Regions from separate parts of the Homo sapiens genome. Here regions 1, 3 and 4 are each linked to region 2. Evidence: chromatin contacts called from ENCODE Hi-C or POLR2A ChIA-PET data. All regions are on one chromosome and are shown on one strand. The core of a region is the stretch at or near the end of the contact, and the rest is flanking DNA. Distances in the headings are between cores, read along the strand shown. Region 1 has its middle 41 kb from the start of SYPL1. Region 2 overlaps LOC101927902 (a long non-coding RNA gene). Region 3 overlaps CDHR3 (cadherin related family member 3). Region 4 holds the start of SYPL1 (synaptophysin like 1).

Region 1 (2,700 bases), core at 183-2,682, 1.1 Mb before region 2:
TACAGGCGCAAGCCACCACGCCTGGCTAATTTTTGTATTTTCAGTAGAGACAGGGTTTCACCATGTTAGCCAGGCTGGTCTCAAACTCCTAACATCAGGTGATCCACCCACCTCAGCTTCCCAAAGTGCTGGGATTACAGGCGTGAGCCAATGCACCCGGCTATAACCTCATTATTATGATAAAAAACATACAAACCAGTTTGCAGAAACCTGTTTTATGATGCTCCAATTTATGTGGCAATTTCTAGAAAAAAATTTATGGTGATAAGTGAGAATTGTCAGTCACTGAAACATTAATTACATAGTCAGTGAAGAGCAGGTAAAATATACTTCTGGGCTTCACTTTACATTAGAGATGTTTTTCTGAAACGGTGCCTATGAAACAAATCCTTGTCCCCATTACTTCATATTTATCATTTCAAAGGCACTTTATCTTTATTTCTGGTTGATCACCCTTTGAGGGTGGCATTCCAAAATGTCAGCTCAAAATTTCCCTGCCCTTCGGTTTCTGTGACAAGTAAGTTAACGATCTGTAAATAAATCCTGAAATGTCCTCAGGAATCTGCCACTTGAAGGAATTCTATTAGGATTCTTCCAAAATGCAAACACTTGGCGTGTCATGGGCCTGCCTGAAGTTGTACGCTGGGCTTTCTGGAGGGCAGCAGACCCCTAAGAATAGAGCCCGGGCTTTCCTTTAGTTCCTCTCATTGTTTTTCAGGGACAAAAATCGTTATCTTATATTTTTTTTTTCCAGAGGAGTAGGAGGAAGATCTAAAATAGTTAGGTCTGGCAGCTTAATCTGGGTTGGCTGTCTCTGCCGGCAATCTGTAAAATGTGTTTTTCAAGGATAAGAAGTTTGGGCCCTGGGCCAGAGCTCATGTCTGTCATCAGCGGGAAAATAAATGATCTCTGTAACCTGCTGCTATGCTCTGTTTACCTTTGTGCTTAAACATGAACACCTTGCCTTCCATAGGCCCAGAGCTGCTCAAAGTGGATCCTTTGCTCTTGTCAAACAGAACCTTCATAAATCTGCCATTTGGGTGAGCATGGTGGGGCCAGCTTTTTGTGAGGTGAAACTCCAAACCAGCTTCCATTCTCGGGATTGGTATGTAGTTTTTTCATGTTGCCTAAGAGGCTCAGGAAGGGAACTTGAGGTATTTGTTTTTTCATGCCTGCAAAGGCCATTTCCTAAGAGGTGAGAAGCATATATGCATGCCTGCAAGTACCTGTGAACGTGGGCCACTGAGAGTCTCTGGGGCAAGAGCCCTTCAGGGGAATCTGGTATCTATTCATTATGCAAAACTTCATTCTAGCTAGAACAGGGCCTGGGCTACACTTAAAGCTTAAAGGGATGTCTGTTAAACCATGTTTCCTGTTTCCTGTAGAACTTACCACACTAGTACTGAAAGTGTCATAGCTCAGAGTGGAAGGTTAACGCGTAAGAAAGGGACAGTATTGGCAGAAGGCAAGTGGTGTGACCACTTCCTTCTCCACCCTCTTCTCCCATCCCTTGCCTCCCTGGAAAAGCTGGTTTCCTCAGGAGTCACTCCTTCAGCAGCCGCACAAGGCACACGCCTCGGGGAAGCCGGGCACAGGCTGGGGTTGCCTCCCTCCTGCCCCTGCCCTGCCTCCTGCCCCAGCAGACAGTGAATAAGCCACCTGGTTGGCCCAGCTTCCCGCAGTCCCACTTCTCAAGCTAGGGTACATGTATCTAGGAGGACAGGACTGTGTCGCTGGGAGGTAGAGTGAGACGGATGACAGGAGCCACAGAATCAAAACAGCACAATCGACTCATCAGTTCTTTAACTTGTAAGTTCAAGTCAAACATTACTTTTTATTTTGCTTTACTTACTTGTTTTTTGAGACAGGGTCTTCTCTGTCGCCCAGGCTGGAGTGCAGTGGCACAGTCATGGTTCACTACAGCCTCCAACTCCTGGGCTCCAGTGATCCTCCTGCTTTAGCCTCCCAAGTAGCTGGGACCACAAGCATGCAACACCATAGCTAACTTTTTTTTTTTTTTAAGAGACAGGGTCTCACTATGTTGCCCAGGCTGGTCTCAAACTCCTGGGCCCAAGCAATCTTCCCACCTTGGCCGCCCAAAGTGCTGAAACTATAGGTTTGAGCCACTGTGCCTGGCCAAACATTACTTTTTATAATAAGACGAATATTTTTTTCTGAAATAAGGCCCAATGAAGCCCACCTTGTTTGTGTTTAAGAAGCCATGACCAAAAAGAGCACTACCCATTCCTGCCCAGGCTTGTTGCAGTCACCCATTTAATCGCTCATTCAACTTGAGTGTACTTATGGGGCTCTGGCCAACTGCCAGATGAGAAAGACGCAAGCCCCTCTCAGGAACTCACAGTGTAGCGAGGAGGTAATAGGTTAATGCGTGGTTTCCAGGGAGAAGTTGGAGCTCAGATAGGGGTCAGCAGGAGTGGTTAGGGAAGCCCAGAGAAAAGACCCCAACCCAGCTAGGCACAGCTAAAGAGAGACAGTAGGCACTGCACTGGGGGAAGGAGAGAACTCGTCTACCAAGCAGGTACACTGCCCTGGTCAGGGCTTGCCTGCCCTGGCCTCTGTTTCTTCACCTGCCAGATAGGCAGTTAGAGCAGTGACTCTAAGCCCCTGCCAGACTGATATGTCTGTGGCTCCCTTCACCCACATCTCTGCAGAGCTCAGTAGCTCTCAAAAGGTAGAGCC
Region 2 (2,700 bases), core at 80-2,579:
CCTCCAGAGCATGCTTTGGGCTCTGCTCTCCCAGGCTCCACTGTTTACAGGGACAGTTTCCAACTGGGGGGCATGCCCCAGCCTGCGTGGGTACCCTGCCTAATTCTGGCATTCACTTACCCACAAATGTAAACCATGGACTCCTATATAAAATGTATCAGTGATAAAGTTGATGTTTTGATCCCATTTGCTTTTTTTTTTTTTTTTTTTTTGAGATGAAGTCTCGTTCTGTCACCCAGGCTGGAATGCAGTGGGGTGATCTCGGCTCACTGCAACCTCCACTTCCTGGGTTCAAGTGATTCTACTGCCTCAGCCTTCCGAGTAGCTGGGATTACAGGTGTGTACTACCACACCCAGATAATTTTTGTATTTTCAGTAGAGACAGGGTTTCTCCATGTTGGCCAGGCTGGTCTTGAATTCCTGACCTCAAGTGATCTGCTTGCCTTGGCCTCCTAAAGTGCTGGGATTACAGGAGAGAGCCACTGCTCCTGGCCAATCCCATTTGTTTTTATTTCTCCTTGCCCAGCTCTTAATTACTCAGAACTTGGGAAGGGAAGAGAGGTTTCCTCTATTATAGTCTCTCAAATCTCCAAACTATTAACTCATTTAATCCTAACAAAAATTCCATTAGAGGACAGGGAGCAATGGCTCATGCCTGTAATCCTAGCACTTGAGAGGTGCAGTTGGGAGGATCTCTTGAGGCCAGGAGTTCAAGACCATCCTGGGCAACATAGTGAGACCCTGTCTCTACCAAAAATTAAAAGAAAAAAAGAATTCCATTAGAAAAGTACTCTTATTATCCTCTCAGATGAGGAAACTGAGCATTTGGCCTTTTGGTTGAAATACAAATATTTGCTCTCAGTCCAGGATCAGATGAAATTAAAGCATATAAGAGTGTTTGCAAACTGTTAAAGCTATGTATACAGAAGGCAATGAGGGTGGTGGTTCTGGCTTTCACACCCACTGGCAGTAGGACTCTGAGCAAGTACTTTCCGGACTTTAGTTCCTTTATCAGGAAAGTGAGGGGTGGGAGAGGCTGATCTGTGCAGATCCTTCCTGTTCTAACGCCTGTGACCACGAATCAGTGATGACTAGCCATTGACTGTTTTCTCCTGGCTTCCTCTGCGTCATTGAGGACTTTTGGATGCTGACTTTTCCCGATTGAGCTAGGCCCAGTCCCTGGGGAACACAGGCCACCTGAAACTCCCCCTCGTTGAATGGGCTGGGCTCAGTCATCTGAGGTTTGCTGCTCGGTTGCCTTTGGTTGCTGCAGCAACATAACACACGCCCACACTTCCGTTTCTGAGAGTGCGATGAAGGCTGATCTCCTCCTGTCGGCCACAGGGGCTCTCCCAGGCCCTGCCGCTCACAGTACTTCCTGGCTTCCTCACAAGGCCACCCGAGGGGAGGGGAAAGAAACCCACTAGTCATTCCTCGGGGGTTGTGGGAGTTGAAGTGAATACTTCCCCGGAAAAAAAAAAAAAAGGCACATCTCCATCAGGTCAGCACTGAGGGGCTAAAATCTCAAGAGATTCAGACTCAGTATTAAGAGACTGATTTGGCTGGGCGCAGTGGCTCATGCCTGTAATCCCAACACTTTGGGACGCCGAGGCGGGCGGATCGCCTGAGGTCAGGAGTTTGAGACCAGCCTGGGCAACATGGTGAAACTCCGTCTCTACTAAAAATACAAAAAATTAGCTGGGTGTAGTGGCAGGCACCTGTGATCCCAGCTACTCGGGAGGCTGAGGCAGGAGAACTCCTTGAACCCGGGAGGTGGAGGTTGCCGTGAGCCAAGATAGTGCCACTGCACTCCAGCCTGGGCGACAGAGTGAGACTCTGTCTCAAAAAAAATAAAATAAAATAAAGACTGATTTAGAACAGTGTTTGTGAACAGGATTTCTGCTTGCTGACGCCGTTGGAAGAGCCTGTGTTTTTGAAATGATTGACGTCATGAAATCTAGTTTGGTCACCAGGATATGGGGTTGACAAAGACCTTGTGGCAGGCCTTTACTATAAGTTTCATCTAATTCTGAAATTCAGTGCTTTCACACCGGAAGTGAGCAAAATAACAAAGAACAGAAAGTGGAAAAAACATTCTGACCTAGTGGAAACTATCTTTTGCCCACCTGCATTCCTGCAAAATAGCAGTCAAATTAGCCCAGATATCTACCTTTGAGGGGGTCCCCAGATGGTGTATCTCCCAAAGGGATTTTGTCGATGAATTTAACGCCCCAGTTATTCAGAAGAGAGTTCTAAAGGCATTATTAGAGGAACCTGAGGTTGTTTCTCTCTGCCTCCATAACAAAATAGCTCACTCTTTTGCACACCTGAATAAAGAAACTACACTGGGATCAGGAAATAAGGGCAGAGCCAGGGCAAATTCCGAACCAATGCAAGAAAACCTTTAAATGCAATTGCCCGGATAGTTCTCCCATTGAGAGGAACAGGATGTGTGCTGGCTTTAGCCAAGAGGAATGGGCTAGATAAGATGAGCATAGATTTTGAACATGCAAAAGGGTGAGGTGACCAGAGGGAAAAGGCGAGCAGCCAGGATAAGAAGACTCCTCTGTCCTTCTGACCCTTGCCCTCACAGGACCTGCTCCTACCAGCAACCAGCAGACACTTCCTCACTTAGGTGGGGGACTGAGGCTGTGGCCCTTGATGGCATTGTTCCCAGAATGGAAAATGTGGGTGTTGGCA
Region 3 (2,700 bases), core at 74-2,573, 1.1 Mb before region 2:
GGCTGCTGACCAGGGGTGCAGCTTCTACTAGGAGGAGGAGGAGGAGGAGGAAGAGGAGGAGGAAGAAAGGGGACAGATGAGTCAGCATAGATGCAAGCCAGTTCCTCCAAGGGGCAGGGAAGATAATCCTGTTGTCAGATTCAAGGCTCTCCCTTCCTTCTCCAGGCCAATTCTGTGATAGCACCTGGTCATTTTCTTCCTACCCTTTCCCACAGTCTGTATTTACTTTGTCAATTTGAATACTTGTTTGTAATCTATCTCCCCCTCTAGATCAGTGGCTCTCAGACTTTAATGCACATTAGAATTCCCTGAAAGGCTGATTGAAAACACAGCTCACTGGACCCCACCTCCAGAGCTTCGGATTCATTAGGTTAGGGGATAGAGTTGGGGATTCCAGGTTCCAGCATCCTTCCCTGGAGGTCATGGTGATGATCATGGTTGGGTAACCTATAACTTTAATAATCTAGGCTGGGCCTGAGAATTTGCATTTCCAACCAGTTTCCAGGTGGTGCTGATTCTGATGGTCTAGGGACCGCACTTAGAGAATCACTCGCCTATACAATAAGCTTTCTGAGAGCAGGGATCATTTTTGGCTTGTTTGCTAAAGTGACTGGCACACTATAGGCATTAAATCGATATTTGTAGATTGGATGAATTTTTTTGGAGCGGAGGTGGGGTGTAGGGTACAGATTGGTACCTGGTGATTCTTCAAAAGATGTGGGAAAGAGCACCCAGCAGTAAGCAAGCAACCTAATTTCATGGATATTGACTTGCAAAGACTCTTCTGAACAAGCAGAGAGGGGTTGTGAAGGTAGCAACTGGCAGCATGCCCATGGAAATCAGCTCCTGTGCCACAAGCCACACAGATGGTTGAGGTCTGATCTCTCACAAGTCTCTGCACAAACAACACACTCTTCTCTACCAGAACAGGAAATGTTAGTGGTTGAGTTAGCGGTTATGAGTCTGAGGTCTCACCAGATTTTTGCCACCCTGCAGCTACTCCAGTCCAGCCCATGGTTGCCATTTTTGGCAACATCCTAATACCTCAACTCTTCAGTCCACCCCACATACCTCCAGGCCGGGGAAAGAAGTCCATCAACATAACTCACAAGGGAATGTGCCTGGGGATTCCAGGTCCTAAAGCCCTTACCCTGGGGGTCGTGGTGATGATAGTGGTTGGGTGGGGAATGACTTTAATACTCAGTGTCACTGTTCCTGTCTCAACAAGAGCCTCCGCTTTCTTCCTGTCAGACATCAAGTTGTCATCAGTTACGTAGACAAGTAGCTTGTAGTCCCAGATCTTATCAAACCCACCAGCATAGTCAAAGCGAGATGTAAGCAGCAGGCGTGTGACATTGGAACCAGCATTGGGAGAGAAGGTGAAATGATTGTTGACGTTACCTAAATGAGATTTGATGCAGGGGTGTTGGTAAAAGGAAGAAAAGAGAGTAAGAAATAAAGGTTTAGAAGAAAACTGCATTCAATCTTTTTCTCAAATGTCCACACCTCAAGTGTAGACTGTGTCTCTGATACACCAGAGCTGGATTAGTTATATGCTACAGGCTTTAACTGCACCAGAGATGGCATTAGTACAAAGAAACTCTTGCTCACAACCAGTGTGGCTGCAAACAAGGCTGAGTAGAAAAGGACAATAGTACAACACCCTTAGCCTAGGTGCCATCTTGCTGAGTATTAAGCAGAGACTTTGTAACCCTGGTGCAGCCCCTTCTGATTTCTCATCCGGCAATTATTTGGTAACAACACGTGTAATTCACACTCAAACAAATGAGTGGGTTTCAAGAGGGTAGAATAGGTCACATCCCTAGCCATAGGCCAAGTTCACTGCATGCTTTTCACAGGACCCAGTGGGTCACACTGGTTATGGCTGTCCCTGGAGTCCTCCAAAGGAAGGTGCCTCCTGGCTTTGCGGGAATTGCAGTCCCAGGTCCTCCTGAACCCACCCCATCACACCCCCAAACACACACACAGCTCTGCTGGGGCTCATGGCTCAGCTCAGGGAGCCTGGGGCAGAGAGGCTGCCAGCCCAAGCACATGCCCGCTCATTCCTCCACTGGCTCCAGACTCATTACCGACTGAACACCAGTAAATGGAGCAGGAGATGATGCAATTTTTGCTCCCTTAACAGCAAAATGCTCCATAAAGGCCTTAGGGCTCTCAGTATGGATTGTTTCCATCTTCGGCAACTGCAGTCTCGAGGCAGTTTCTGCCCCTGGGTTTTGTGACACAGCCAGCTCGAGAGGCTTCCTACTGTTCAAGTTCCTGCTCGGCCAAGGGCACAGCAGGCAGCAGGGATGGATTTTTACTCTCTCACGTGGAATTGTTCTGCTTGTTTGGGTTTAAATCTCTGGCCCCAGCACTTCATTAGATGAGCTATTTTGGTCTAATTTCCATTGAGGGGTGCTCTTTTTTCCCTACGATGGTATATTTTTAAAGACAGAAGATGAATGGAGCAGAAGAGAATTCCTGAGGACACGTTTCAAAACGCACTTAATCTATTTAATCTATTATTATCCAGAGAGAGGACTGGGATTCCCTGCCCCCACTACCAGCTTTCAGGAAAAGAGGTGGTCGAAAAGTTGGACTGCATTTTTTCTAACAACACTAATATGCTTTATGACTCATACTGTAGTCAGGAATTGGGGGGTTCACCCTTTTCTTGGGCCTTTGGGCAGTCACGTA
Region 4 (2,700 bases), core at 77-2,576, 1.2 Mb before region 2:
CACGATCCGCCGGCCTCGGCCTCCCAAAGTGCTGGGATTACAGGCGTGAGCCACCGCGCCCAGTTCTTAATGTTATTTCAAAATGAGATATGCCATTAGGTGCTCATTGAGCACTGACTGTGCTGGGGACTGAGGAACGGGAGCCAAGATAAACATAAAGATTGTCTCTGTCTGCATAGAAAATGAAATGTATTTTTTGCACTCTCTGGACAGCAAACAAGGAGATAGGTCTCGAAAGAGAAAGGGTTCGCTTACTACAAGGACGTTCAATAACAGTTGTCAACCCTGACGGAATAACCTCAGTGGCAAGTAGCCTGCAAATCATATTCGTGCTTGAAATTCAGGTAAGTCCTTGGAAGCTGGTTTTTCATATACACGAATATGACCACATTCCAGCTGTCCAGGAACTTTCCAGGTACTGAAGAAGCCAGGAAGGAGATCACACTACCTTGGGGCTCCCGTAACTGCGTGCCAAGAGGAAAGTATCACCTAAGCCGAATCTTAAAGGGGTCAGCTTCTTGAAGAAAGATACCAACGATGCCTTAAAAAGAGGACTGTCGACCGACAGCGTAGAAGAGGTGAAAGTGTAGGTCACCGAGGGCCTGTCCGGCCACGCCTTTCCTTTTAGGTATAAACTTACTTCATTTTTCAACCATGGCTGCGATGGTAACTTTGAAAATAAACCTAATTTCCATACGAATATTTGGTGATTCACACTTTCGAGGCACCCCACAGCACGGTAGCCAGAAGTCTGTTGTTTTGCAATTTTAATCAAAGGCCCCTAACACATGCCTTGAAACACAACTTCATCTGTGCCAATACATTATAAATTCATAAAAAAGTTGAGATCTGTTAAGGGAAGGAGAGGTCAGCTTCGGTGTAGTGAGCTCAGCTGTGGTGAGCTCGGGGTCAAGTGAGGGTGTCTCTGAGGCCAGCGCCCCCAAGCTGCGCAGGAGCGGGCGTGGGCGCCCCCGGGTCAGGGCTCTTCGCAGTCGCGCGGGTCCGGAAGCGCGGCGCGGGCCCAACGAGCGCACGCGTACACGCGTGCGCAGGGGAAGACCGAGTGCCAGGGGCTGAACCGCAGGGAAGGGGGCGCGGCGCACGCAGTATGGCGCCCAACATCTACTTGGTTCGCCAGCGGATCAGTCGACTCGGCCAGGTGCGGCCTGAGGAGAAGCCTCCCGGTCTCCGCCCCGGCCCGCCCCTCGCCTCCCCAGCCGCCCCACTCCGTTTCCGCCCCAGAGTCTCAGCCAGCAGCTCAACCGCCGCCGCTCCGCCCCGCCCCGCCCCACGGCCGCCCGGGCCCGCCTCCGAGCCCGGCCAGCGCGCCAGCCCCGCCTGCCCTTCCTCGCCACCGGGCTGCTCTGGTCTCGTCGGTCCCCTCCTCCGCCCCGTCGTCCTGACTCTCTCTCCCTCCTTTCCTCAGAGGATGTCCGGCTTCCAGATCAACCTCAACCCGCTCAAGGAGCCACTCGGCTTCATCAAGGTCCTCGAGTGGGTGAGTGCAGCCCGCGCCGGCCAGGCCCGCCTGCCGCTCGGCGCGGCGCCCTAGGCGGGGAGACGGGGACCTGCGAGCCGGGACGCAGCCCTGCCGCGCGGGCTTTGAGGCCGCCGCCCCGGGACTGGGAGTGGACGGCAGGGAGGGCAGGGAGGCCGCGGCCTGGGCCGCGCGGGGCGGAGACGCCGCGGCGGGCGTCGAATCACGAGCTCCTCGGCCGCCTGGCTCCCAGGGGAGCCACCCTCCCACACCGGAGCTCCCCTCTGGGTGTCCCCGTGGAGTGGGAGTTCAAATTTCCCCTTGGCTCCACTGCCTCCCGCAGAGGAAGGGAAAACTTCCTGCTGCGGTCTAACCGAAACCCGGCGGCCGGCGTCGCGCTCTGCGGAGAGGCTCAGCGGTTACGTCCCTGCCGGTGCCCACTCGAGGTCTAGCTCCCTGGGAAGCCGATTTTGTCTTGTAGACGTGATTTGGCGAGCATTCCGTTCTTAATTTGTTTTTAAGATGGGCTCCGAGTTAAAAATAGTAAAAAAATAAACTGTGGGCCAGGGAAACTAAAGAAAGTCCTTTTAACAAAACGCATCGAGTCAGATCGGTTCACTTAATAACACGTTAGGAATGGACATCGAGTTTGTTTGGGGTATTTCCAAACAACATCCTGTTTAGAAAGTCAGCTTTTAGTCCTTTCCTGAGAACACTCACAATCATTAACATCAAAGAACGCTTATTAATTCGACCTTGGCAATGATCAGTTACTTGGAGGAGTTGGTGAATATACCAGGCACTGCGGGCTTCCTTCAAACTTCGCGGCCCACTACATATTTCTGCAGGCAAGTTGTGTTTATAGACAGCAGCATTTACATCCATAGCTTTTTCGCCCTTTTCCTTAGTGATAGAGTGGTGAAGAAGAATAAGAACTTTCAATTTCCTGTTCTAAATAACCTACCGAGGATGTTTTTAAAAGCAGCGTAGAAACTCAGTTTCTCTGATGGGTACCTAATGTGATTTCCTACTTGGACCATTGTAACCGCGCAAGGGGTTAGGCAATTTCACCATTCACTGAACATTTTGTGTGTTTTCTGAAAACTGAAGTAGTGCTGACTTCACACAAATGACTACTTGAAAGACGCATAAATAAATATACTTGATTTTTTTAAACCTAAGTCCAGATTTAAGTATAAAGAAAACCATGATTAAAGCATTTA

The links. A loop is a pair of places that touch in the nucleus more often than their neighbours do. ChIA-PET counts read pairs that join two places held with the same protein, here RNA polymerase II (POLR2A). Pooled maps may share reads with other maps.
Region 1: a map of B cell shows a loop between it and region 2 (4-fold over the local background). The contact joins two enhancer-like sites. A Hi-C loop is called at or near these places in 3 of 168 maps with a recorded cell type or tissue (B cell, PC-9 and Ramos), 13 of 37 single-sample maps with no recorded cell type and 10 of 50 pooled maps. POLR2A ChIA-PET finds 5 or more read pairs at or near these places in 1 of 52 experiments (activated naive CD4-positive, alpha-beta T cell).
Region 3: a loop to region 2 is called in a map of CD8-positive, alpha-beta T cell, with 13 times the contacts of the local background. The contact joins two enhancer-like sites. A Hi-C loop is called at or near these places in 5 of 168 maps with a recorded cell type or tissue (CD4-positive, alpha-beta memory T cell, CD8-positive, alpha-beta T cell, naive thymus-derived CD4-positive, alpha-beta T cell and 1 more), 1 of 37 single-sample maps with no recorded cell type and 10 of 50 pooled maps.
Region 4: a loop to region 2 is called in a map of CD8-positive, alpha-beta T cell, with 11 times the contacts of the local background. The contact joins the promoter of SYPL1 here to the enhancer-like site in region 2. A Hi-C loop is called at or near these places in 3 of 168 maps with a recorded cell type or tissue (CD4-positive, alpha-beta memory T cell, CD8-positive, alpha-beta T cell and naive thymus-derived CD4-positive, alpha-beta T cell), 3 of 37 single-sample maps with no recorded cell type and 14 of 50 pooled maps. POLR2A ChIA-PET finds 5 or more read pairs at or near these places in 3 of 52 experiments (B cell, GM10248 and activated naive CD4-positive, alpha-beta T cell).

What each region holds. Positions count from the first base shown.
Region 1 is chr7:106,070,408-106,073,107 of GRCh38, reverse strand. No RefSeq gene overlaps it. Among named protein-coding and RNA genes, the nearest start is that of SYPL1, 41 kb to the left of the region's middle. RefSeq lists an enhancer at 731-1,025. Within about 2 kb of position 1,432, at least 28 of the 41 ENCODE cell types and tissues checked have a DNase peak (open chromatin) inside an H3K27ac peak, as active enhancers do; they include B cell, where a contact is called at or near this core.
Region 2 is chr7:104,943,805-104,946,504 of GRCh38, reverse strand. All of the region lies in intron 1 of LOC101927902 (a long non-coding RNA gene), which reads right to left. Among named protein-coding and RNA genes, the nearest start is that of LHFPL3-AS2, 19 kb to the right of the region's middle. RefSeq lists enhancers at 847-916, 1,149-1,443, 1,237-1,546, 1,857-1,906, 2,547-2,606. Within about 2 kb of position 1,329, at least 37 of the 41 ENCODE cell types and tissues checked have a DNase peak (open chromatin) inside an H3K27ac peak, as active enhancers do; they include B cell and CD8-positive, alpha-beta T cell, where a contact is called at or near this core.
Region 3 is chr7:106,020,899-106,023,598 of GRCh38, reverse strand. It overlaps CDHR3 (cadherin related family member 3), which reads right to left. Exons shown (of 19, transcript NM_152750.5): 14 at 1,151-1,401. Among named protein-coding and RNA genes, the nearest start is that of CDHR3, 59 kb to the right of the region's middle. Within about 2 kb of position 1,323, at least 7 of the 41 ENCODE cell types and tissues checked have a DNase peak (open chromatin) inside an H3K27ac peak, as active enhancers do; they include CD8-positive, alpha-beta T cell, where a contact is called at or near this core.
Region 4 is chr7:106,110,938-106,113,637 of GRCh38, reverse strand. SYPL1 (synaptophysin like 1) reads left to right here and starts at 1,326. Exons shown (of 5, transcript NM_182715.4): 1 at 1,326-1,498. The coding sequence starts at 1,430. RefSeq lists silencers at 919-978, 1,059-1,548, 1,559-1,808 and an enhancer at 1,264-2,096.